2 separate regions of the Homo sapiens genome follow, and region 2 is linked to region 1. Evidence: chromatin loops called from intact Hi-C (ENCODE). Cell type or tissue: ascending aorta. All regions are shown on one strand. Links, peaks and the distances in the headings refer to the core of each region. The heading gives the core; the rest is flanking DNA.

What was found. A loop is a pair of places that touch in the nucleus more often than their neighbours do. Peaks named below come from ENCODE experiments on the same cell type or tissue, not always from the same donor. Only the 100,000 strongest peaks of a DNase experiment are listed, where the experiment ranks them.
Region 2: it touches region 1 in a loop (2.1-fold over the local background); 1 of 110 quality-filtered maps calls a loop at or near these places.

What each region holds. Positions count from the first base shown.
Region 1 is chr12:11,689,271-11,700,299 of GRCh38, reverse strand. All of the region lies in intron 1 of ETV6 (ETS variant transcription factor 6), which reads right to left. Among named protein-coding and RNA genes, the nearest start is that of ETV6, 45 kb to the right of the region's middle. In ascending aorta, for the core only: a CTCF peak has its summit at 4,818; DNase peaks (open chromatin) are centred at 2,139, 4,709 and 7,027; H3K27ac peaks cover 3,871 bases.
Region 2 is chr12:11,773,828-11,784,856 of GRCh38, reverse strand. All of the region lies in intron 2 of ETV6 (ETS variant transcription factor 6), which reads right to left. Among named protein-coding and RNA genes, the nearest start is that of ETV6, 130 kb to the right of the region's middle. RefSeq lists an enhancer at 4,075-4,144. In ascending aorta, for the core only: no CTCF peak of the experiment used is centred there; a DNase peak (open chromatin) is centred at 5,306; H3K4me3 peaks cover 532 bases; H3K27ac peaks cover 4,551 bases.

The DNA of each region.
Region 1 (11,029 bases), core at 1,798-9,797:
TCACCACTACACAATATATCCATGTAACAAAACTGCACTTGTACCCCCAAATTTATTTTTTAAAAAGTTATACACAGATATTTTTCCTGCGTGAGGGGTCAGCAACCTAACCCCCATGTAGCTCAAGAGTCAACTGTATATTCAAATACCTTTCACTCGATTCAGTCAATACACAGTGTGTACCTCCAATGTTCCAGGCCTCATGCAAGGCACTGAAAGGGGATCAAAGTTGATTAAAAATGGCCCAGGGCATCCTAGGGAGAATGACACAGATACACAAATAACTACAGCACTGGGCTGACTTGGACTAAGGTTTATAAAAAGAAATACAAACGCAGTAGGAGAAACAACAACAGTAAGTTCAAGACATTTTTCCAACAGGAGCTCAGGGAAGGCAAATTCATAACAGTTTAATGAAGGAAGTCCAATGCATGACCTTGGCCCATTTGCACCTTTGCATCCTCCCTAGTGAATGAGGAGGGGGAACGCAGTATACTCGAAGGTCCTCCAGCTGGGAGGACCTTCCTACATTTTACATAACACAGAGGGTGGCCACAACATTTTGGGATGTGGGGCTGGGTCTGACCCAGAAGAGCATTTTCCTATCCTCTTTACCTCCATCCTACAGCTGCTCCATTCTATCACCCATGAAAAAGCTCAATAATCAACAAACCTTCTCCGCACTTTATTTCTCCTCTGTATTTATATATATTTTCAAGTATCCTGCAGGATAGCTCTTTGGGTTTCCACAAATATAGAAGAAACACACACACCCCTGCATTTTTTTACTCTAAAATTTCAGTTTCTAATTAAATCTTGTACATCCCTCATCAAGATCCATCTACATATAGTTTTATAGGCTGGAAAAATAGACCTATGCTGCCTTTTCCAGATGATTCGTGTTTTATGGAATAATAAAATGGGTAATGCTTAATTAAAATGAACATTTTTAAATGAATTAAAATGAGCAAGCTGTATTCTACCAATTTTGAAGAGTTTGCATGTTTTAGCTCTTGGATGTGTATTCAGCAAAACTGTTATCAATACATGCAAACCCCACTAAATTCTGGTTTCCTTCCATTTATCCTAGATGTCTTCAGAAAAATGAGAAAGCCTGGCTCAAGCAGAAAAGAAAGAATGTTGTCCTTTCATTTTATTAAAGCACTTTGAAAGGGGCAACCTATTACAATTATCCCTTTGCAATATTGCAGGAACTTAAGTATTTAACAAAAGATAGGAAGAATCCTGAACATGGCAGCATCGTGCTCTAATGGAGAGATCTTCAGAGTGCGATGATAGTGGGTTCTGGAATCTGCCTGTGTTCAAATCTGGGCTGTGCACTTTCTGTCTGTGAACTTTAGGCAGGTTACATAACCTCTCTAATCCCCAACTTCCCTACCTGTTAAATAGTTTAGTAGTAGTAATACCTAACTCAGAGGGTTGTGCTAAGAACTAAACAAGAATGTACTGACATGAAGCTCTTAGCACAGTGCCTGGCACAATTAATAAATTGTTATTCATCAATTTATATTGTTCAATGCAACCACCAGCTCAATCTCAGGCATTTCATTCAGCCTTTTTGGATCTATCTTGGTTCTCCCTACTTCTATCTTACAAAGGTATTAGGGGAAAAATTGAGGTCACACCTATAAAGAAATATGAGCTACAGGAAAACATTAAACTCCCTTGCTAGTTGTTGAAGGAGCAGGCTGCCATGTTGTGGGTGTCTAGGTTGGGAGGCCCACATAGTATGGAACAGAGGGAAGCCTCCAACCAACAGCTAGTAAGAAACTAAAATCCTCTGTCCTACAACCACAAGGTACTAAATTCTGCTAACAAAGTGGGTTCTTCCTCAGTCAAGCCTCAGATCAGAACACAGCCCTGGCTAACACATTAATTACAGCCTTCTGAGACCCTTTGCAGATGACCCAGGTAAACTGTGTCCAGATTCTTGACCCAAAGAAACTGAGATAAGAAATGAATGTTGTTTTAAACCACTAAATTTGTGGCAGTTTGTTATGCAGCAATAGAAAACTAATACTAATGCAGATGTTAGGAATGCAAGCAGACCCACATGGTACAAAATACACACGTATTTCTATGATTTAATACCATGCTGTAGTGATTCAGCCTTCCTGGAACCTGTGGCAGGGAAGGACAGGAAACTAAGGACAGATACTTAGAAGAGTCAGTGGTAAAAACATATTCTCCATAGTAATGGGGTATGGAAAAAGAGTAATAGTTTTCTATGGTATTTCATCAAACAAGGAACAACCAGAGGTTTTTTTAAATTTTTTTTGTTTTCAATTTATTTTCAAATTAGGCAAGTCAGCCTTTTCTGGATGCCAAATAGAACAAGAGATTTCGTCAAGTCCAAATCCTCTTGCCAAATTGCATTACCTTATGGGCATGATTGGAAATCTCTCGGGGCTTAGTTATGGGAAGGATTCACAAGTCAGATGCCCAGATTAGACAGCCCACATGCAACTTAGTTCACATTAAATACACTCATCCAAACCAGGAGATAGGAAACTTTTGTGAAGATGTGGATTCTGCCTTCATTTTTTAATTAATTACTCCTCTCACAAATGGATATGCTACACTACTCAGACACTTTTCCATTGCTCTTACAGTAACATCCCCTGCCCTTTTATCAGTATCCCCACTTAAACTTACACCCCTAAATTCTTAATCAGTCTGAGGCCTTCTTAAGCATTTTTCACAGAATTAGGAAACTTAAAAAGTAAGACAGGTCCTTGGAGATAATCTTGGTCATATTCTCTAATTTTACCAGAGAAATTGCAAGGCCCACAGAAGTCAAATGAGTGACTCAAGCTTAAAAGCAGAATCCTTTTACAACCTTTAAGCCGTTTCTTGAGAACGGAGATGAGGAGTATGTTTCTCCCTTAACCTTCCCTTTCAACTTTTCCTGCACCTGTCTGTTCAGATGCCTGCAGCCTCTGCTAAGTACCTCCTCTGACTGGGAAGCATTTCTGTGAAGTTACAACCACGAATGGAGGAGTTCTCGGGTGGCTCCTGTGTAGCTTACAGGCTATGGTGACATTCAGGACCCATCAAGTTTCTGCCATTGCTGTCAGTCCCCAAGAAATTTCAGCCAAGTCATGGCAACAAAATAAATGATCGACTCCACTGCCTAAGTGATGAGTTAAGGCACAGTGTAGTCACAATCTATGTAATCCATGTAGATTCACTGATTGCAGCTTAGGGAAAAAGACAGGAAGGAAATCTATTCATTTAAATTTAACAATTATTTACAGAAGTATTACCTACAATTTTTCTATAACTTATCTATCTGTTCAACAAACACTGAATATCAATCATGTGTCAGCCAAATTGCTACTAGAAATAAAAAGATGATGTAAGAAATAGTCTCTGCCCTCAAGGAGTTTGCATTCTAGTGAGGAAATACAATATTTAGTAATTATAATAAGGAACTTATTTATTTTTATTATTATTTTTTTGAGACAGAGTCTTATACTCTGTTGCCCAGGCTAAAGTGCAGTGGCATGATCTCAGCTCACTGCAACCTCCATCTCCCGGGTTCAGGCAATTCTTCTGCCTCAGCCTCCTGAATAGCTGGGTTTACAGGCCCCTGCTACCATACCCAGCTAATTTTTGTATCTTTAGTTGAGATGGGGTTTCACCACTTGCCCAGGCTGGTATCGAACTCCTGACTCAAGTGATCCTCTTGCCTCGGCTTCTCAAATGCTGGGATTACAGGTGTGAGCCACTGCGCCTGGCTGGGAACCTATTTATTGAGCATTTACTATGGGCCAGGTGGGTTATTGGTACTTTAGATGGATTAACTCCCTTAGTTTTTATTGCAACTCCATGAAGTAGGCACTATTTTAATCCCTATTTTACTCACAAGAAAACTGAAGTACAGAATGGTTAAGTAACTTGCCCGAAGTTCATGTATTCATTGTTTTAACAATGATCTGCCTACCACTCTAGGCACAGCTCTATGTGCTGGGAATAAAGCAGTGACAAACAGATGAAAATCACTGTTCCCATGGAGTGTACGTACTAGTGGAAGGAGAACAAACATTAAGAAACAAGTAAAAATCAATATCAGAGACTGACAAGTGCTATACAGAAAAAAGAAATAAAAACTCTTGAAACTTTGAGTTACTCATCACTGAGGTTTCTCCTGTGTGATGTGTGCTGCACGTGTTAATAAACTCTCTATTTTTCTCCTGTTAATTTATCGTTTTGCTAATCTTATTTAGAGGAAAAAGTTTCTTTTTTTTTTCCCTACACCTATCATCTCCCCTCCCCAGGCCTTAGGGGTCCTCATCTCTAAAATGAAGGAATTAGACCACAGGAACTGCAAGAGGCTTGGTAATTCTAATATTCCATGAGTCGATGATTAGGAAGAAGAAAGATGTCACTGGTGATATGGAAAAAGCCAACTGAACATGCTAAGCGCTGCTGACCGCATGAGACTCCAAAGCTCCCTGAGCCCACCGCCTGGTCAGAGGACGAGGGGAGCAGCTGAGGTTCCTCACAATCCTCCAGGATGCACACCCCTAGGTCTCCAGCACTGGAGAAAGAGTGGAGAAGGAGGCGCCTGGAGAACACAAACACAAACACAAGGACAGCCATGAAGGCGAGAGCTGGAAACTCCTCAAAATCTGACTCTGCATGTTGCAGAACTAACAGATGAAACCCGGTTGAGAAAAAGACAGCCTTGCCAGGTGTTGAGTCACATTAAAGAAACTAGTCCTTCTCCCTCCAGCCTGTGCCATTAGGATTTGCTCCATTTCACTTCCCTGAAGTGCAAAACTGGAAGGGATTGTAATACAACTCACTTCAGCTGGAGGACCCAGGATCCAGTAAAAGCAGACAGAAGCTAGGGCAAACTCCAGTGCCTGGCAGGAGAATTCCAGTGTCTGATGAAAGAATTCCCTTCCTAACAGCAATGGTCCTTGCTGCTGTCACTCCCTTCTTTTCCTCAGTGTTCTTGGCTCCAACTTTCTCCATGCCATTCTATCCCTGTCCCTATCCCTGACTTTCTTATTTAACTCTCAAATCCTAATTACGTGAGGTGGAGAAATCTCTATTTCAATTCATTAGAATCTGTTCCTATCACAGTAATTTTCTAAGGGGTCATATGAATTTGGGCCAGATTTGGTATCATTAAAAGGAAGGATAACATACCTTCAGTTCACATCAGATGAGTCTCACATGCACGAAAATGCCAGAAATTAAATGTTTCGCATGGGCCTGTCTTCGGTATCCTTTGACAGGTCACAGCAAAATTCAGTATACAAAGGGTACAGAGATGACCTATACTAAGTGACATACACCATCTTTACATGACCGGTTCCAAATTTTGTTTTTTTAAATCACACGTCAATCTAAGGGAAGAAAAGCACAGTGCTAAACTGATACATAAGACATGTTGAACCAAATTCTCTCCTAGCTCCTTAAAGAGAGGAAAAATAGCATCTCCACGGGGAGGGAAAAGAACGTCTTATTCCAAGCACCAGCAGGAACATGTCTTCTAAAGAGAGAGATGGGACAAACACACACAAAAGTACATGTGGATAAATGATTACGACTTTGCAGAGTTGAATATCTGAAAGCAGAGAGAAGGCTGTAACAAACACAGAGACAATAACCAGGTGGAAAAAGAGTCTTCACTGGAAAAGTTTAATAGGGAGGAGATATTTTAAAGTACTGTTTTGAAAGCGAGAGCCATGTTTAGGCAGAGTGGTGCCCATTCTGTCTGTATATGATCATCTTCCCACCTAGTCTCTGCACTCAATGACATGAAAAATATATTGAGCATTACAGAAGACAGTACATTTGGTTTAAACATGGCCATTGGACTGACTTGTCTTAAGGGGTGAACTTTTTATAAAAGCAACAGATGGGTCCCCAATTCAGATAATTCCATAAGAAGCTATTATAAAACATGTCATGTGCATTACATCTTACATAGCCCTTATACTAAATTAGTGGCCCATTTTTCAACCGAGGACACTGAGCCTCAGGGGTTAAATAATATGCAGACTCACAGAGGTCAGAAGCAGCAGGGGTAGAGTTCAAACCAAGGTTTACCAAATGTTGGTCTGTGTTCTTACCACTGTGCTAGGTAGCTACAAGAATACAAATAAATTAGATCTCTAATAAGGTTGGCCTAAAATGATTTCCAAAAAGCCATCCAACATATAATACCCTGTTATGCCACGGCATGATACAGTGTTTCTCTACCACCATCCCTTTCAATAAACTTTTTATTTGGTACAACTCCATCCTATCTTCGCAAGCATGTGTGTTTGTGTATGCAGTGGCCATATAATCTCCCTAGTTTGAGGGAGAATTGGTCACAGAGGACCAGCTGTTTTCTCCAAGAAGTGAGACTCCTGCTACCCACTGGCCCTCTCTGGTACTCTTCCCTGAAATCATCACTCCCTCTGCTAGCCATAGAGTCTCTGAGAACAGATGGGCAGGGATGGATGTGGGTGCAGCAGCCATCCCTGCAGCTTCCCCCAGTGCTTCATCACTAGAAAGCAAATGGATGGAAGCAGCTGGGGACAGAGATAGTGCAGGGAAAGCACTGAAGGACACCAGAAGTGGGTAGCAGAATTGCCCCAGCACATACTGTTGCTACCCCTGTGATGGAGTTATCTTGGTCCAGACCCTGGACAGAAAAAAACTACTCCATGACCACAGGCCGTTCCTGAGTCCGAACTTGGGTGAACTCTACCATCCAAGCAAACAGCCTGACAAGGACCAGAGGTGATCGGGATCTTCTCCCTACTCTGGGCACAAGGTCAGGCCTGTCCTCTTAGCCAACTGGATATGCCACCAAGGGAAAGAGTGAGAGGATGACACTAAGTAGCACAGACCCAGATGACTATTGTGGGAGACAGGTTAGGAGTAAGTGAACATGACCTGTCTACAAACCCCAAAACTGAAGAGACTCACAGAAACACAAGTACTGCATGACTTCCCTCATCTGCCTCCAGGAACTGCATACGCTGCATGTTACAGTCAAAGCCAACCACTTGCCACGGCCTGCGTGGCAAATGTTCTCCCATGCCTTTAACTTCTCTGAAATCGTCCGCCCCATGTGCCTTCCCTAATTTATCTGACAGATGCAACACTGTCTCCCACCACCGTAAGTCTTCTCTCCCAAGGAGAGGTAGGCACTCTCTAAGACCTAAGTTCTAAGGTACATATAATAATGCATTCTATTTTATTTTTAAATTTATTATTATTACTATTCTTGAAACAGGGTCTCATCCTGTCGCCCAGGCTAGAGTGCAGTGGTGCAATCACAGCTCACTGCAGCCTCAACCTCCTGGGCTCAGGTGATTCTCCCACCTTAGCCTCCCGGGTAGCTAGGACCACAGGCATGTGCCACCATGCCTGGCTAATTTTTTGTAGAGATGGCTTCGTCATGTTGCCCAGGCTGGTCTTGAACTCCTGGGCTCAGGCAATCCATCCGCCTCAGCCTCCCAGTGCTGCGATTACAGGCGTGAACCACCACGCCTGGCCTCATAACGCATTCTAAATCTTAGTTTGCATACTGCCTCTCCCAGCTAGATAGCAAGTTCTCCAACTGCAAGAACCAGGCTTTATTAAGACAATGCCTGCCTAGTTCCTGGTAGATGATGCTAAATAAAATAATGCAAAGAATTGACCTGATTAGACACATAGAGGAACAAAAAAAGACTGATCTTATAAGGAACATGGCTTTACCTGCAAAGAATTTAACATAAGATGAAGTCAACAGGCATTAACTGTACTGAAGTCATGACTGCAGAAACAGTTGCTCCAAGCACTGTGGGGCTGGGAAGTTAGTGGGAGGAACAAAATTAAAATAAGATATGTAGTCCGTCTTCTGTTGCTTATAACCAAATCCCTAAAACTAGGTAATTTACAAAGAAATGAAATTTATTTCTTACAGTTATGGAGGCTAGGGAGTCCAAGGTCAAGGGGCCCCATCTGGAGAGGGCTTTCACGCTAGGAGGGACTCAGCAGAGTTCCAGGACAGTGCAGGGTAACACAAGGTAAGGGGCAGAGCATGCTAGCTCAGGTCTCTCTTCCTCTTCTTATAAAGCCACCAGTCCCATTCCCATAATAACCCATTAATCCATTAATCCATTAACCCATGAATGGGGTAATCTATTCATGAGGGCAGAACCCTCATGACCCAACCACCTCTTAAAGGCCCCATGTGTCAATACTGCCATACCGGGGATTAAGGCATTAAGTTTCAACATGAATTTTGGAGGAGACAAATACTCAAACCATAGAAGTGTCTTGTCTCCTATGAAGTCTACATGCTACTTCTTCACACCAAACTGAAATACAAAGTACTGAGGACTTACCTTTATTGTGCTTCCCACAAACATTCTCCCAGTGTGCAGTACTACTGCTGGTTTCAAAATAATGGAGTCACGAACACAAAGGACTCTCTTTTGCACGTGGACAACTGATTATACATACATGAATATATTTATGGCAAACCTGTTTGCAATTGCCAAGATCCTAGCACCAACTTCAACGCCCATCAATGAGAGAGTGAATGAATAAACTGTGTATAATCGGCTCATGATGGAACATCATACAGCAGACAAGGCAAATTAACTACCGTGATGCATAGCAATACACATGAATGCTGGCAGTCGAGACGTTAAGTAAAAAAGTAAGTCCCAAAAGATTATATATGGTCTGATATCCTTTTTATAAAGTTGAAAGGTGATAACAATTAAATACATATCTATATAGCTACATACTTTTTATGTGTGTATGTCTTATGTTTTTATGTGTTCCATTTTAGAACGATATGTAAGCGAAATAAAGTATGCAGAAAAGGAAACATAGATGTATACAGGGTTCAGATAATAGTTACCTTGGGTAGAGAAAAGAAGGGAGAGGAGGTGTGGGAAGGATGGCAATCTGCTCAGACGCAGGTTATGCTCCAGGTCCTAGATTTGTCTGGGGGGATGGGTTTATGGTCACTGCTACAGACAAGGTTTGTGTTACCCCAGAATTCGTATGTTGAAATCCTAACTCTCAATGTGATGGTATTTAGAGATGGGGCCTCTAGAAGGTGTTTTAAGTCATGAGGGTAGAGCCCTCATGGATGGGATTTAGGTTCGTATAAAAGAGGCCTTAGAGAGCTCCCCGCCCTTCTGCCATGTGAGGACACAGTGAGAAGTCAGCAGCCTGAAACCCAGGAGAGGGCCCTTACCAGAATTTGACCATTTGGGCACCCTGACCTCAGACTACCAGCCTCCAGACGGAAAGAATCAAATTCTGTTGTTTATAAGCCACTCAGTTTATGTGTTTTGTTATAGCAGCCTGAAGTGACTACATAGTTGGTTATTACACTATTTATTTTATATAATTTTATTTATTTATTTATTTATTTAGAGACAGAGTCTCACTCTGTCGCCCAGGCTGGAGTGCAGTGGCACAATCTTGGCTTCCTGCAACTTCTGCCTCCCAGGTTCAAGCGATTCTCCTGGCTCAGCCTCCCGAGTAGCTGGGACTACCGGCGCCCGCCACCACACCCGGCTAATTTTCATATTTTTAGTAGAGATGGGGTTTCACCATGTTGGCCAGGCTGGTCTTGAACTGCACCTCAAGTGGTCTGCCTGCCTCAGCCTCCCAAAGAGCTAGGATTACACGCATGAGCCACCGTGCCCAGCCCATTCTATCTTTTTTAGAGACAGAGTCTTGCTCCGTTGTCCTGGCTAGGGTGCGGTGGTACAATCATAGCTCACTGCAGACTCGAACTCCTGAGCTCAAGTGATTCTCCCACCTCAGTCTCCAGAGTAGCTCAGACTACAGGTGTGTGCCATCACAACCAGCATAAAAATATGAAGATAATGTGTTTTGAAGTAAAGATTATGACTAATCCCATTCTTTGCATATAAAGTCCAATATCAAAAGAGAAACAACAAAAAAATGAAACTACAAGAATATCATAACACAGTGCCGGAATCGATACAAAGCAGACAGGTGTCTTGTAAGGACGTGAGGAAGGGGGAGAAAGGACAGCTCACACTGCATCTACCACAAACTGATTTACACCTGCCATCCTCTATCTAAATTATCAAGCAGAAGGAGACAAGAAGGGTGCATCCCTACGCCCCTTCTCAGTCTGCGAGCCACCTCTTTCTTCCTGGCGTCTGCAGTGGGGACTTGAGCTCTGGACACCACCAGATGCACTTCAGTTACCTCAGCACCACAAAGCACTCATGGGCTGGCATTAATCTCATCTCTGAATATTCTGACCCTTTTCAAACTGCATCATAAATCCATGCTTGTGACACCGAACACCCTTGTGAATCTGTATTTGCGCACGAAAATCCATCAGTTCTATCTTCTGCTAGAAGTTATACTAAGCAGATGAAGCTCTCCCAGGAGGGTCTGGACCGTATGCCCTGGAGAGAGTGTGCGGCAGATGTCAGAGAAAAAGACAAAGGGGGGTGGGGGGGGGGGGGAGGGAAAAAGACTCCCAGTGGGAGACAAATGATTCTGAAGAATCTGCCCCAGGGGGAAATGTGGCCAACCAGAATGCGGAAATACATCCAATGTCCACAAAAGACATGGCAGAAAGCTCCCGCTTCCCCAAACATCCTCAAACCAAGCCCCTAACCTGAAATTTCAGTTGATGCCAGCTTATTTTTTCTTTTAAAAAAAGCTAGGGAGTTAAATGTTGGAACCAGAATAGCAAATTTGATCTGCTCACGGAAGCTTGCCTGTTAGCCTAACTGTGGACATTTTTGTGCCAGGATGACAATCAAGTTTTTTCTCCTGGAGAAGACTGGAGAAGAGTTAGCCATGGTTTAAAATGAAATGAAATAAAATGAAATAAAATAAAATAAAATAGCAAATGTACTGTGCTTTGTCTTTAAATATTCAAACGACGCCTAGAGAAGCAGTGGTCAGGTCTGAGCCCCACTCCTCCCCACCTCCATCTGGACCCTGACCCTACTATTCCTAATTTCAAACAGACTCCTTCCTCTACTTACTCTAGGTT
Region 2 (11,029 bases), core at 1,149-9,148, 85 kb before region 1:
AGGCACGGGGTGCACACTTGTAGTTCCAGCTACTCTGGAGGCTGCGGCGGAAGGATCATGAGCCCAAGAGTTTGCGGCTGCAGTGAGCTATGATTACACCACTGCACTCCAGCCGAGGCAAGAGCCTGTCTCAGAAAATGACAAAAAACACAGTATCTTTACAGTGGCCTACAGCCTCCTCCCAAGTCCTCTTGCCCCACTCCTGTTTCCGAACTCCGCTCTTCCTCACTTGCCAATCACTTTAGACACATTTGCTTCCTCGCGTTCCTTTTAATACATCAAACACTTTCCCTCCTCAAGGTCTTTATTGTTGTTTGTGCTTGGAATACTTTGAACTCACATAGTCACATGGCTTGCTCCTCCTGTGTTAAATTCTGTATCTTTTTTTTTTTTTTTTTGAGATGGAGTCTCGCTGTGTCACCCAGGCGCGAGTGCAGTGGCGTGATCTCGGCTCACTGCAACCTCCGCCTCCAGGGTTCAAGCAATCTTCCCACCTCAGCCTCCCAGGTTCAAGTGATTCTCCTGCCTTAGCCTCCTGAGTAGTGGATTACAGGCGGGTGCCACCACGCCCAGCTAATTTTGTATTTTTAGTGAAGACGGGGTTTCAACATGTTGGCCAGGCTGGTCTCGAACTCCTGATCTCAAGTGATCCGCCCACCTTGGCCTCCCAAAGTGCTGGGATTACAGGCATGAGCCACTGTGCCTGGCCTGTATCTTGATAGTTTAGAACACACTTGGCACATAGCAGGTGCTCAGTTAATATTTCCTGAAAGAATGGGTCTCACCATCTCCTTTCACCCCTCCTACACTACGGTGTTGAGCAGCACAGGGGGAAACCACACAGACAGACAAATTAGTATCAATACAAACTCCAGGCCTCCCACTGGGAGGCGATGCCACGCGGTGGGGGGACCCCAGCTTGGCTCAATCAGGCACTCTCCCATTTCCTTCACTGCCACCTCCTGTATCTTTGGCTTCTCAGGCAAAACAAACAAACAAACAAACAAAAAAACAACCAACCACAAACAAAAAGGCTGTGAAGTGGGAGTTTCCACAAGTTATGAAGCCTGCCCCCATACAAACAACTGTCTTATGTTCACACACACCTTTCCTCTGATTTCAGTGTAACAAGTGTCCATCTTTCCATTGAAAATGAAATAATACCTCCATTTTTACTTTGCCTCTTATTTTTTCTCACTTCTACAAGGACTCTGTTCCATAAATCACCCCATATTTCTCCTTTATTTTCAACTCTCTGATTCTTACCAACAATTCTACATGGCTAAATACCGTCCATTAAATAAACAAAACAAAAGCAAAAACCTCCCTTCACCCGCTGTTGCCTTCCAGATCCTATCTTTTCTCTCGATTCCAATCCAGTAAGAGAGTCATCTATAATCACTTTCTTCCACATTTCAACCCACAGCAATCAGGTTTCCACCTGCCTCTCCCCGCCACAGAAATTGTGCTTACTGGGTCACTGATGACTTCCCTACTTGGAAAAGCCAAAGACACCTTCAGTCCTCATCTTACCTGAATTCTATGCAGCATCTGATTGGGCAGGATCATTCTTTCCTTCCTGAAATTCTCCTTCCTTGATCTCTGTGATTTCCCTCCTGTCTCTCTGGGGAGCCCTCTTATAGGCTCTTCCTTCTCGTCTTGCCACTCTAGATAATGGGCTCCACGGAGACTTGTCTTTTCTGCTTCCCATCCCTTGCTCCTCATCTGATCTGCCACTCACCTTGCCCAATCAATCTGCTTAATCACTTGAATGTTTCTCTTTCACTCCATCTCTCTGACACTGCTTTGGCTTGTACTTATTTTTTTCTCACCTAGATCATTGCTACAGCTGCTACCTACAAAAGCCTTCTGAACACACATCCCTTCTCTCCCCTATTTAAACTTCCAGCACAAAATCTAAACTCCTTAGCATGGCATACCCTAGTCATCTTTTCTTCTTTAGCCAGTCAATAGATGTATACTTATAATACATATACCTCCCATATTTTTCTTAAACATGGAAACAATTTAATTGCATTTCTTCTGTCAACACACCTGAGGTTATCTTATAAATCATTTTACACTCATACAAACCAAGGTGTTATAGTTCTAAATTACTTTTTGAGAATTAAAAAATTCAGAGAGAAATAGGACATAACCAAGCAAGAGTGTCTCACTCTGTAGTCAATACCTTGCACATCTACATAACAGACTGACTCCAAGCATTTCCCAGTGATTCCCCAATCCCTCTGTCTTTCCACATTAGTGAACATCCTACAAAGCCAATTTTAAAATGAAAAACAAAATATGAGCCTATTATTACAAATGTGCAGTCGCAGAAAACACAAATGCACACATACTGTGTGAGTAAAATAAAAAACACACTGTCTCTTAATAATAAAATGTTTAACATTTCACATTTCAGATAACGTTTCAGCTGTCTTTCCAGGTTAAAAACTCCTCTCAGACAAAAACAAAAAGTCTTCTTTTCTCTCTTAAAATCACCGAGAGTAGATACATTGATTAACAACAGTTTAACAAACTGTTAAACTACCACTGACCCACGAAGATTGTTCACATCTACCACTGACCCAAGAAGATGTCTTGCCTAAGCTGAAGTAGAAGGTTTTAGATTTGCCATGAGTAGACGAGTAAAGTGAAAGAGGGTACTTGGTAAAGATTTTACAGAGAGCCAAGCAGTGCATCTGATTTCAGCAAATAACTTGACAGTCTATCCTGACTTTTTCTTATGGGTTAGGCTGACAGTCAATTGATATGTAGTACCATTGTGCATATTTGCAAAAATGATAATGTGTCATTTATGGCATATGGCAGCAAAGAGATTTATTTGCCAGAAAACATAATCACAATATACTTGTTAACTATAAAGTTAACTTTATAGTTTTAAAACTATGCCTACCTGGAAGGCAGTCTCTAGCGGTATGCCACAGGGATCTTTCACAGGTCCCGTCCCATTCAATCTTTTTCCCTTCCAAATAATTAACATAAAGGTACAGAGAAAGTACTCATCTAATATAGAAGCCATAAAGTAGGAAAGAGGAGTTTATAGAAGGGATGATAGGCATTACCTCAGCCAACTTAAATAAAACGTAATAGGGTTAAATGTAAAGGCATATATTTTAAGTTTAAAAAATCCACAAAAGAAGAGTTCTGACTTTGGCTATAGTCCAAGTAAAAACGATCAATGTGAATACAACACAAATATTAAAATGCTAACATAACCTTTTGTTGCATTAATAAAATAACTGCCTATCCATTCAGCAATTAGTTTGCACATATTAGACGAAAAATACTGTTAAAGTAACTGTTTCATTTTGGGTAAATGGCAAAGCTGAGCATCAAATCCATATCTGATTCCAAAGTTCTGTCTCTAGACTTAATGTAGAAAGAATACACCCTATCTGGTTTCACATGGCAAAACTAGAACCAAGAGCAAAGTGACAGTGAGGTGAGTTTCAACTCTATTTTTCACATCTAGCACCATCCAAGAACGGGACGAAAAGGGGGCAGGGAAGTACTTCCCACTGAATACACACAAGCAGGGGAGGACTGTCCTGCTATCTCTGGGATGCTAAAGAGACAGTCGTGACGTGGATGACAAGTTGAAATATATCATCTCTGAGGTCCTTCACAATTCTTAGACTCATCGATCTTTATGAGAAATTATTAAAGGCAATTGAAAAATAAACACTTCCTAAGAGTTGGACATTGTACATATTAAACCAGCCTCATGTTTTTCTTAAAGCAGGGGTTTACTGTTGTATCATGAGGCAAGTTTCCTAGCATGCAAACAGAATTAGGAAACAAAACTCATTGAGATTTGCATAGTTTGCTAACATCTTGTACCTGTAACTGAAAGTAGGGGGAAACCCAAGCTGTTCACCTTTGGTGTGCTGATCTGGGGGAATGCAGATGTGGAACTGCTTAACTTCGCCATGAAGAAAGCTTCCACAGGACGTAAGAACAAGATGAAACACACTGCTATACAGTAACTTACAATCATCTACTAGACTTCTATATTTTTGTCTGCTCAGCATCCACATACCGCATGTGGGGGAATCCCAAGATTGGCAGAGCTTTCTCCCCTGTTCCCTGGAACATAACCTGGACTCAGCCAATTAGATGCACTTGCCACAGTGTTTGAGTCTTAAGGGAGTGACCAATTCCCCAGGGATGGTGAGATGTTATTTATGGCAGAGGTGCTAGTCTCACGAATTCATGTGTCCACTGGCAGCCGAGCTGTGGTGGCATCCTAATAAAACTGTCCTTATGGCTCCATCTCAGCTAAGCTCCGGGCTGCCAAGTATCCTTTTGCTTCTGCTACCTTATCAGCCAATGAGCTGCCCAATATACCTCCAATAAAAGCTTTTTTTTTCTCTGTGATTAAGTTGTTCAGAGCTTTTTGTTGTTATTTGCAAGGAAGAACTGGTATACTTCTAAAGTGTTACACCACAGAATGAATTTAGGTGAATATTTGCTGTTGTCCCAGGGCAGTAAAAAAGGATACAGGCTACTGAACCTAAAACCTATTCTAATATAAACCCCAAATTTTCTTCTAAAAGGCTGGCAACCCAAGTGACAGATATTAATATAATCTCAACTTAAAAAAACAAAAACAGCTACATCTATCAAACTAGAGGTTGTAACAGTTACAGTTCTATGAATATACTGTGTAATAAATTAAAACTTTCAGACTGGGTCATTTATTCAGCACATACTTAGTGGAAGCCTTCTCTGTACCAGAAAGAGAGAAAAGGAATGGTTTCTAATTAACTCTTTTGTTTTTCAGCATCTGTGTGAAAGCAGAGAAGGCTAAAGGTAGAGCGTGTGTGAAAAATATGGGCAAAACCTTTTAAAAAGTCATGTCATCTATTTGTAATTGCATAAAGCTTTATTTCTTGTAAATTTTATCAGCTCATTTAATTACACAGCACACTAGGCAAATGCAGAAGGGAATGAATGGTTACTTCTCAGCAATTCTCTTCACACTTTTTATCTCTGTAAAGAAGGATTCTCATCATGCACTGAACAGTCACAGTGAGCACCGTCTATACCAACCAATTTTCTAATAAAAACTTGGCTATCTGGAAAAGCTCTGAAATGAACCATTCTAGAGATCCAAGTTTTCCAGGGTACCATACTAAGCACCAAAGGTTATTTCAGTGATTATTTTAACAACTCTAGGGGAATTTTTCTACATTATATATTTTCCTTCTGGCAGAAAAGAGAAAAATAGCAGGCAGCCAAATGGTTGCGTCACTTGAACTATGTCATTTCAATCCTGGAAATATTTCTGTCTTGATTCCCTAGGTAGAAAAGTGGGCCTCGGTATGGAGGCTATTTTTAGAGTCTGACTTCTTTTTTGAGCAATCCATTCCTTTCTTGACGTGAATGATTACCAAGTCTAGCTTTGAACTACAGTTTCAGATCAGAAATAAGCACATCACAGGAAAAGTCAAAGGAGTTTCAAGTTTTTAAGATGGGAACTGAACAAATTCAGTACTGAGTTCTGGGGAAGGGCTTGTGTGCTCAATTTCTGCCAAATATATTTGCTGCAGTGATCCTCTAAGAACCATAAAAAGTACAAGCTGTAAAAGAGCAAATCATTTCTAAAATGATGAAAGGCTGAGTTTTAAAAGAGGACTTATTCGGGAAAGCATGCACAAATATACGCAGAGACGCACGTGTGCATCCACAAAGAGAGAAGTCAACAGGCTCAACTTGTATGTTTGGTCGAAGCCCAAATCTATGAAAAAATAGAGCAAAGCATTTAATCTGGCTCTGAAGTATTCAGGGCCTAGATATAGGAAGGACAAAAGCCACGCTAGTATCTACTTACAATGTAAATCTGGTTTTGGTTGTTTGCGAGATAAAATAACCACCAACCCAAGTCTGACAGTTTGACAGTGTTCAAGAAGCTACAATAAGGGGGCAGCCCTAGGGCTGTATCACTTGAGCAATCAGTTTTACAAACGAATAATGTGTCTAATCCTCTAAGGCCTTTTATCCTGAAATCACTCACACGGAGGGCTCCAATCTTAAAGAAAGAACTTAGCTTTTATATAAACCATGCAATACAAGCCCAGTGTACATAACTGGACTAATTTAATGGTGTTTGAAAGAAGAGTGATTTTTTTTTTAAGAAAGAAAAACTAAGAGCTCTATGGCTCAACAAGGGAGTTACCTTTCTCTTCCTCCAATAAGGCATCAAAGTTTCAGGCAGAGTTGGGAATGATCTACCCTCCACAAGGAAAAGGCAGCAGGACATCCACATAGGTTTTCACTCAGTGCCTCAGCCTGCTTCTTCTGGTTTGATTCAACACGCATATATTGAGAGCATCAGGCACTATACCCAGCCCCAGGAATCTCAGATGGTTACAAGAAAACACTGCCTTCCAGGAACTCAGGATGAGCACCAGCCAGGCCTCATTTTCTGGGAAAAAAGTTTCTTCTAGGGACACCTCTCCTCAAGTGGCTCACAACAGACAGGGCTATATTAAACACAGGAGTGTGTGTGTGTGCACACGCGTGTGCGCTCGCCAGGCTGCCCAGGAAGGCGCTGTCATTCACGGAGGACCTGCCACGTGCCAGATGCTGGACAGGGCCCTTCATAAGCAGTAACTCTTGTAACCTCACAATAACTGCATGAGATAAGCATCGTGATTCCCCTTTTTAGGGATGAGGAAACTGCGACCCTGAGACATCTAGTCCTGCAGTAGGCTCCAAAGCCGGTGCATTTTCTGCTATTTGACATGGCTTGCTCTGAGAACAGAGAAGTTCCAGGTCACGTAGGTGAGATCCACCCATTCATAAATGCTTAAGAACCATCCAGGGTGAGCCGAGTCCTGCTGTGTGCTGGGGGAATGCACTGGTGATCAATCTGGCACAGTCCCAGCTCTTGGGCTTCAGTGGTGAGGATAAACTGGGAACCTGTGTTAAGGGAAGTTGAGAGCACCTTGGAAGCCCATTGGAGGTGCTGGTGAGTCTTCTGTAAAGCCTGGCATGAATAAATGGCTTAAACTGGGGCCAAAAGGATGAACTAGAATTACAGGGAATTAATCTTGCTAGGGTGGGGGGTGGAGGTGGGTCAGGGGGAAGGGTTTGGAATGAAGAAGTGTGTTGTAGCCAGAAGAAAGAGGCGAGAGAATGTGATCAGCATGGGAAATGGGAAAGGCCCAGTACAGCTGGTGCATTTATCCTACTTACAGCAGGAAGACAAGGAGGGGTTTTAAGCGCAGGTGGGGAGGGGACAATGGAAAATGCACGCCCAGATTTGCATTTTGACACAATAAATCTAGGTGCAAGCTGCTGGGTACAGAAGTGACCCACTACGCCCTGATGGACAGAAATAATCCTGGGCAATGCCAGAAGAAAAAAAAAACAAAAAAACTCCACAGTAAAGAGAAAGAAATTCTACCCACAATCCTTCTACCTAGAGATAACCACAATAACTATTTTCCTCCATAGCCTTTTGGTTTATTTTTATGGATTAAAAACAATTGAGATGACTCTGAAGAGAGAGATTTGTACCCTGCCTTTTCAATTATATTATATGAGCATTTAAAAAACGTGATTTTTTTTTTTTTTTTTTTTTTTGACACGGAGTCTCACTCTGTCACCCAGGCTGGAGTGCAGTGGCGCTATCTCGGCTCACTGCAAGCTCCGCCTCCCAGGTTCACGCCATTCTCCTGCCTCAGCCTCCCGAGTAGCTGGGACTACAGGCACCTGCCACCACGCCTGGCTAATTTTTTAAATATTTTTAGCAGAGACGGGGTTTCACTGTGTTAGCCAGGATGGTCGCAGTCTCCTGACCTTGTGATCCACCCGCCTTGGCCTCCCAAAGTGCTGGGATTACAGGCGTGAGCCACTGCGCCCGGCCTAAAAAATGTGATTTTTAATTAGTGCATAATAGTCCCACATAATGACCTGCCTTAATTTATTGAACCTTGCTGGTGGTGGCCTCTGCTGCTCTGCAGAACCATGTGTAAGAAGGTTTGTCAGCATCGGAGAGTGTTCCCTAGGGATGGGTTATTAGAAAAGGAATTAGTGAGCCAAAGAGCAAAAGTGTTTTCAGGTCCTTTACCCATATTGCTGAAGTGCTTCCATAAAAGTTATGCTCACTGGATTATATTTTTGTTCTGCGGCTGCTGGTGATTTTTCATTTCACTTCCATATGTAGCCTCCCATGTGAAGTGCTGAACGTTTGGAGTGACCAGGTGTGTCAGATAGAAAGAATGTGTCCATCTCCTCATAGCTACATGTGTATTGAAAATTAACATTTAAAAAATTCTGGCTGGGTGTGGTGGCTCATGCCTTTTATCCCAGCACTTTGGGCGGCCACAGCAGGAGGATAGCTTGAGGCCAGGACTTGGAGACCAGCCTGGGAAACATAGCATGATACTGTCTCTACAAAAAGAAAAAAAAAAAAATTCCCTGCCAGTTCAAAAAACAAAAACTGATATTTTATTATTCTAAAAATCAACATTTCTAGTATTTGTTGGTATTTATTCTTTGGTGAGTTATTTAATTTAATGATTGAGCCAAGGTGTAAGTCAGGTCTCCATACTGGGACATTTTTAATGCTGCTGTGACGGGCTTTAGCATAGCACAATGTCCCGCATCCTCATCAAAACATCACTGAGGATTCACGTTCAGTGTAAAGAATCAATTCTATCACCCCAAAACCTCCCTGGGCTTAGTCTTGAGCCCCTCTTTCCACATAACCGTGAGCTCCCAGGCTAAATCTTGAAATGCCACTGCTGGTGACTCTTACAAATCCGGGGCTGGTAATAATCACCATCAAGCACAATTAGCAGGCTTGATGCCTGGCACTGTGGTAGACATGGTGTAAGGTGGATGAAATGGGTCTCTAGAACTTTAGAAATGCTGGTGAGACTGAAAATACCAGGTTAGACAGACCCAAAGAGCCACATGAAACAAAAACAGATCAGCACAGTGAAGCAATCAATAACATATTGACGTGTATGGAAAATAGTAATAACTTGGTGCTCAGTGCAGGGAACCCTCGCTGTCTCAGTGACTGCTCAGAAACCACTTCTTGGATGCGCTGCTTGTATGGTTTATCACGTTCCCTGGCCCTTCGGCAGCTCACCCGACAGGAAAACTTATAAATGTGGACTCAGTGTGAGCAATGACCTGAGCAAAGACCTGAAACTAAAGCAGTGATGGCGCCTTCTGCACACATCTGGTGGGGTAGGTGGAGTCTCCCCTCTAGATTGTAAATTCCACGGATTAACAAGAAAAGCGTCTGTTCTTGTCTACCACGGTATTCACAGTGCCTAGCAGCTATGTGGTTGATCACAGGTGCTCAGTTAATATTTGCTGAAGATGTAAATACAAAATTACCCTAAAGACATTTTAATGAATAATAAAGACAGCAGTGTCTGTATTTGACTTATGGTTTAACCCCAGCACTCATCACAAGGCCTGCCACTAAATAAGACTGGTAAACGTTTGTTGTGAATAGTTAAGTTTTTTTCCACAGTCCACTTTCTAGGATTAGAATCTGTGTGAGGGAGGCTGCAATACAACATCAGCTTCCCTGGTTTCTGCCATCAGTTCTGCTGCCGCCATCCAGTCATCTTCCTGAGGCCACAGTCCTAGGGACATCGGCTTTACCCTTCAATAGCCCAGCTTTTTCCTTTACTCCCAATTATTAACAGTGAAATTCTCAAACCACAGTTTTGACTGCGGAAAGCAAACTCATCACTGGTTCAAAGCTTCTTCCAAGGCTGAAACCATACAGAGACAGAGAATTACAAATACAGCACACAGAGGGCGTCTAGCCACACACAAGTCTGCAGAGATCGTGTTTTTATGCCCAGAGTTCCTGATTAGAGACATTCAGCTGAATAATGATCCACACATAGCAAGAGGAAGGTCTGATCCCCTTGTCCTGCCTGACCCCGGGGCTACGGTCCCTCTGCTGCATAAACTCAGAATTCCTGGGGGACATCTAAAGCAGTACCCTCTGTCATTCAGAGACCAGCTAACAAGTTGCTGGTTGTTCATTTTCTCCAAGTTCCTTCAAGGAGCAGTTTTGATGTGGTCCTCAGTACCGTGGCTGGCGTGCAGGCATGTATTTTACCAGCTTGATTGTGCTAGAAAAGGTGGTTAGCTGAAACAGGTTTACAGGTAACATACTTCAGACAGACTATGAGTTTTATATAATCTTTTGTGAGCCAAATGAAAACCTGGGCACCATTTATTTACATTTGTTTATTCCTCTTGGGAGGAGGGAAAGGTGCTTCGGGAGCCAACAAAGTTCTGGAACACAGACACTAAGGTATAGCTCATGCTTGTTATATCACATCCCTACAGGACCTAGGACAGGCAGGTGTGCAGGGCACTTTAACTGATGACATGAAGGCAGAGTCCATAGTCTCTTCACCTACATCCAGCCTTTGACTTTCTGAATTCTTCTCTCTGCACAAGCCCCAGTATTCTAACTGCAGACTCTCTTGCGTGGTTAACACACAGGATCTCTGTGCAGTTCCCTAGGTGGTGGGGCTGTTGTCAGGCCAAAATGAAATCCAGGCAGTTTGTTGACCAGGAAGAACATTGCTCAACCGTGGACCTGAAACTGCTCAGAACCTTCTCAACTCGCCCTCCTTTCTCATTTAACTCTCCTCCTTTCCTTAAAAGCAAAAACAAGATGAACAAATAAGCACCTCTCCTTTTCCTCCCCTTTCTGAGATCTGCCAACTTCCTCTTCCATGGGCCTTGTGGTTGGGTCTTGCTCCCAACGGTCTCTCAAACCCTCAGCCGGCTGAGCTCCAGGTCCGCCCTCAGTTGTGTGATGGCAACAGCCAGTCTCTGCCCGCTTCACTCTCTCTCTCTTCTCTGTGGCAGCACCCAGGAGACGGAGGAGGGCAGATGCCAGCCAGCGCAGCAGCAGGCAGCACTGCATTTCCCCAATGTTCAGGTCCACCACATCGGGTGATGCCTCCACAATGGCATTTGCAACGCAGCCCTGTGGAAGGGAGTT